Regions from separate parts of the Homo sapiens genome. Here region 2 is linked to region 1. A link is an interaction called in ENCODE POLR2A ChIA-PET data of the cell type or tissue named here. Cell type or tissue: Caco-2. All regions are shown on one strand. Region 1 overlaps POLR1A (RNA polymerase I subunit A). Region 2 holds the start of LOC124907852 (a long non-coding RNA gene).

Region 1 (2,500 bases):
CAGGTTCCATCCTTGAGGGGTTTTGTTGACAGGAGCTTTCCTAGCACCTCCCTGAGAACCAGGAAGCTCAGCTTCTAGGGCTGACTGGGGATGCTAGGAGTAGGGAAGTTGTCTTCAGATGCATCTCAGAATGGTTTCTTGTCCCTCCAGTTGCCCTCTTCCCACCACCTCCGCCCACCCAGGCTCTGCCTCTCCTGTGTTGGGCCAAGTCTGTGGAATTCCAGGCACAGGCTAGAAGCCCCAGACTCAGAGCCCCCTTCTCAGCATCTCCCCAGGATCCCCCTGAAGGGGCATGCTTGGTTCTGCTGGCTCTTGAGCCAAGACAGAGCTTCCTACATGGGGCTTGGGTGGCATGTTCGTAAATGTGACATGATGCGGATGTTGGTATTCACGCTGGGAGAGGACCCAGGCCAGGCTCTGCTGGGCGAATCAAGGGCATCACCTTAAATTTTATTCTTCTCCAGCTTCTTTTTAGAATCACGAACTGGATCTGCCAGCCCCTCTACTTCTCCTTTTCCTTCTCCCTTTTTGCTGCTCTTTGGCCAATGAATGAAACCTCGGGGATCCTGGCAGAGGAAGTCCAGCGAGTGCAGGGCAGGGAGCACCTGTTTGACCTCTCAGGGGTTCCAGGGAAGGATTAATGCTGAATGAGGCTTTCTCTTACCTCGAGTGGGATTTGGTACTTAGGTCTGAATAAATATTCTGGCTGTATTGCTTCTGCTTCCTGGATTTACATCCTGATTCTGGGATTTTTAAAGAAGGTGAAGTCACTGACCACTGTGCTGATTTAATCTGCAGGCATGCATGCCTTTTGGCCTACACAGACAGTTCCCAGAGAACAGCCTGCAGATGATGGTGCAGTCGGGAGCCAAAGGTTCAACTGTGAACACGATGCAGGTATGTGCAGAGGCGGGTTGGCAGCTTTACAGGTGTCAGCAAAGGCAGGTGGGGGATAGCAGGAGGTGGTTTCAGTTTGTTCCCTATAAAACATGACAAGTAAAAAGAGGAAAGCGTGTAGAAATCACTACAGGAGCTAACCACTGTTAACATGCCAATGTTAAAGGCAGATGTAGTTATGAATATGCAGATGGGATATGTATAACGTAGATATATATTACAAATTTACAAACTGTACTATTACATATATTCACGTTATATAGATAAATTATGTATACTCACACAATTTTTACGTAATTTTGCATGATTGTTTCTTTCTTTCTTTCGTTTTTTTTCGAGATGAAGTCTTGCTCTGTCACCGGGCTGGAGTGCAGTGGCGCAATCTTGGCTCACTGCAACCTCTGCCTCCCAGGTTCCAGAGATTCTCCTGCCTCTCGGGATTACAGGCATGCGCCACCATGCCTGGCTAATTTTTGTATTTTTAGTAGAGACGGGGTTTCACCATGTTGGCCAGGATGCTTTCAATCTCTTGACCTCGTGATCTGCCCACCTCGACCTCCCAAAGTGCTGGGATTACAGGCATGAGCCACCGCACCTGGCCGATCTTTTCATAATATTAAATTATAAACATAAACATTGTCCTAGAGATTTCTTAACCTTAAACCTTGGTGACCTTGAGAGGGTCTAAAGGCCCACCCCATTGTCTGTTGAGTGTGACAACAGAAAGGCCGAAAGCCGTTAGGAAATCCCCTGACTACATCGAAACCTAGATATACTGCTCTCCTCCAACACGCCAAGAGTATTAACAGGCAGCTTTCTAAGCAAATAGCTCAATAGCTTGAGTTCCCATTTTGTTGTTGTTGTTGTTGTGTTTTGTTTTGTTTTGTTTTTAATTGAAAATAAGACAGAGTCTCCCTGTATTGCCCAGGGTGGTCTCAAACTTCTGGGCTCAAGGGATCCTCCTGCCTCAGCCCCGCAAAGTGCTAAGATTGTAGATGTGAGCCACCACACCCGGCCCTGAGTTCCCTTTTGGCTCTAGAATGTGAGGATCGCAATAAATGGCTGTTTCCTGCAGGCCTCTCTTTCCCCATCAGGACCCTCCAGTCCTTTACAGGTATAACATGAGATGGTTCTGAGACATGGCTCTTTTTATAGAGAGCACCCATTTTCAACTGACCCCAAATGTGAAAATCCAGATCAGTCAACCAAAGGAAGGTATTTTTTTTTTCTTAAAATGAAGGCTTCCTGGTTTGTTTAGAAATGTAGGTTAGCCTTCAAGAACTCGGTTTCCATGCAGCTTTTCTTCAAGGTCAGATTATACTTTCCCTGCTGGGACAAAGCACTGTTAAACACACATGTGGATCTTCAGTTTCCTGTGGATTTCCTGTCCTCCAGATCTCGTGCCTGCTGGGCCAGATTGAACTGGAAGGTCGGAGACCCCCGCTGATGGCGTCTGGCAAGTCACTGCCCTGCTTTGAGCCTTATGAGTTCACCCCCAGGGCTGGTGGCTTTGTCACTGGCAGGTTCCTCACCGGCATCAAACCTCCTGTATGTATTTTGGTTTTTCCATTTAGCTTTTTCCCTCATTTCTAGGCTTAATTGT
Region 2 (2,500 bases), 52 kb before region 1:
AGCTTTGGGCCCTGCAGATTCCAAAGAGGTGTGCTCCACCTGCGTGCAGGACTTCAGCAACTGTTCTGGGCACCTGGGCCACATTGAGCTCCCACTCACAGTGTATAACCCTCTCCTCTTCGATGTAAGTGCTGCCTTAGTTGTGTGGGTCTCCGGGCTGCTGGTGGGATTTGTGAGTGCTGCCTCTCTCCCACAAGAGTGGTCTAAGGAGGTTAAGCCCCAGGCACTCCAATGAAAGCATTCTGTAGAATGAGATTTTGAAGTTTTGAGCCAAATACAATAACTTCAACTTACCCTGTGGCCCTAAATAAATGAATATCAGTTTGATTCCAGTTGAATAGAGCCACAGCCTGATTCCGTTTGCGTGGAGGGTCGGGGAGAGTTCAGATTCATTCCCTACACCTTTTGTTGCAGGGGCTTTGTGCTCTTCAGAAATCTCAGTGGCACCTGCCTGGTAATAGAGAGAACTTCAGTGTTCTCAGGGTCTCCCTGAGCCCTTCAGGTGTCTCTATAGGCACTTGTGTGGTGGCAGGAGAAGCAAAGCCCCAGAAAGCCCAACAGTGAGGTCAGAATGAAGCTCCTGTTTAGAGTCATGCTGGTACATTTTCAGCTTTTTATTTCAGCTAACCTCACCTCCAGGATTTTTTTTTTTAAGCTACACATATGTTGGTATACATGGACATGATTTTTGTCTGTTAATCGTGTTAAAGAGAAGTGTCTTTTTTTTTTTTTTTTAAGACAGTGTCTCATTCCGTCTCCCAGGCTGGAGTGCAGTGGCACGATCTTGGCTCACTGTAACCTCTGCCTCCTGGATTCAAGTGATTCTTGTGCCTCAGCCTCCCTAGTAGCTGGGATTACAGGCACGCACCACCATGCCCAGCTAATTTTTGTATTTTTACAAAAATTACGGGAGACAGGTTCATCATGTTGGCCAGGCTGGTCTCAAACTCCTGGCCTCAAGTAACTGGCCTCAAGTGATCTGCCCACCTTGGCCTCCCAAAATGCTGGGATTACGGGCATGAGCCACCGCACCTGGCTGAGAAGTCTCTTAATTAAATCTTGGAATAAAATAAAGATATTTTTCTACCTCAGGTTGTACGCCCAAAGTAAATTTCAAATCTAAATGGATTAAAATAAAACCTTAAAAGAAAATAGAGGGTAATATTTATCTGGTTCTTAAGATAACAAAGGCCTTTCTAAGCATGTAGGCTGAAGTAGAGTTTTTAAAGGAATAGACTGACTACATAAAGAAACTTGTGAGTATACCGAAAATCACCATGGCTACTGTGTCTCTTTCTAATATCCTGTTTGTTTTTATTCCCTCTCTTCAGAAGCTGTACCTGCTGCTTCGGGGCTCTTGTTTAAACTGCCACATGCTGACTTGTCCCCGGGCCGTGATTCACCTCTTACTCTGCCAGCTGAGGGTTCTGGAAGTCGGGGCCCTACAAGCAGTCTACGAGCTTGAGAGAATTCTGAACAGGGTAGGTGGGTAGTGGTGGTCACAGAAATCAGAAAAGGCAAAGTGGTGTGGGGAACAAGAGATGCTTGTATGTTGTCCTAGTTACCATGCCGATAGTCATCAGAACGTTTGATCTTTATATCTTATAACTGGATACCAATAGCTGAGTGTGAAAACAGGAAGCTATAAGAATAATAAAAGAAATGTTCATAGAAACAATAGTGAAATACCATTTAATCCATTTATGAGCTTTTGCTGATTTTCTGGACCAAGGATTCAATCAAGGTTTATTCAATCAAAAGACATTGCTTTTGATTGTTACATCTCTTTGATCTGTCTTAAAGTAGAACATTGTAATGTAGAAAATTCTTTTTCATGATACCAACTTTTTTGGAGACTCAAAGCCAGTTGTCTTATAGGATTTCTTACATTTTAGATTGTCCGATTATTTCTTGTAATTAGATTCACATTTTGGCAAGAATACAACCTACATGATACAGGGTACTTTGTATTGCATCATTTTAGGAGGCATATGTCAGGTTGTTCACCTATTGGTAATGCTTACTTTGTTTACTTCTTGTATTTGGTTTTTTTGGTCTTTTTTTGTATTAACACATAATATTTACACATATTTTATGGGGTACATAGTGATGGTGTGATACAGACAGTGTATAGTGATCAGATCAGGATAATTAGCATATCAGTTCTCTCAAACATTTATCATTTCTTTGTGTTGCGAACATGCAATATTCTCCTTCTAGCTGTTTGAAACTATATTATTGTTAGCTATGGTCATCCTATAATGGTGTAGAACACTAGAATTTATTCCTCCTGTCTAATTGTAATTTTATCTCCTTTAACAAATCTCTTCCTGTTCCCCTCCTTTCCCTACCCTACTCAGCCTCTAGTATTCTCTATTCTACTTTTACTTCTATGAGATCAACTTTATTTTTGGCTTCCACATATGAGTAGGAACTTGCAGTGTTTAACTTTCTGTTCCTGGCTTATTTCACGTAATGTCCTCCAGTTCCATCTATGTTG

Evidence for each region. Peaks named below come from ENCODE experiments on the same cell type or tissue, not always from the same donor. Only the 100,000 strongest peaks of a DNase experiment are listed, where the experiment ranks them.
Region 2: POLR2A ChIA-PET joins it to region 1 with 12 read pairs; 9 of 35 experiments call an interaction of 5 or more read pairs at or near these places.

Annotation. Positions count from the first base shown.
Region 1 is chr2:86,045,562-86,048,061 of GRCh38, reverse strand. POLR1A (RNA polymerase I subunit A) reads left to right here. Exons shown (of 34, transcript NM_015425.6): 19 at 799-897; 20 at 2,293-2,445. Among named protein-coding and RNA genes, the nearest start is that of POLR1A, 59 kb to the left of the region's middle. RefSeq lists an enhancer at 1,632-2,500. In Caco-2, no CTCF peak of the experiment used is centred here; no DNase peak of the experiment used is centred here.
Region 2 is chr2:86,097,592-86,100,091 of GRCh38, reverse strand. POLR1A (RNA polymerase I subunit A) reads left to right here. Exons shown (of 34, transcript NM_015425.6): 2 at 1-124; 3 at 1,332-1,481. LOC124907852 (a long non-coding RNA gene) reads right to left here and starts at 369. Exons shown (of 2, transcript XR_007087121.1): 1 at 295-369. In Caco-2, no CTCF peak of the experiment used is centred here; no DNase peak of the experiment used is centred here.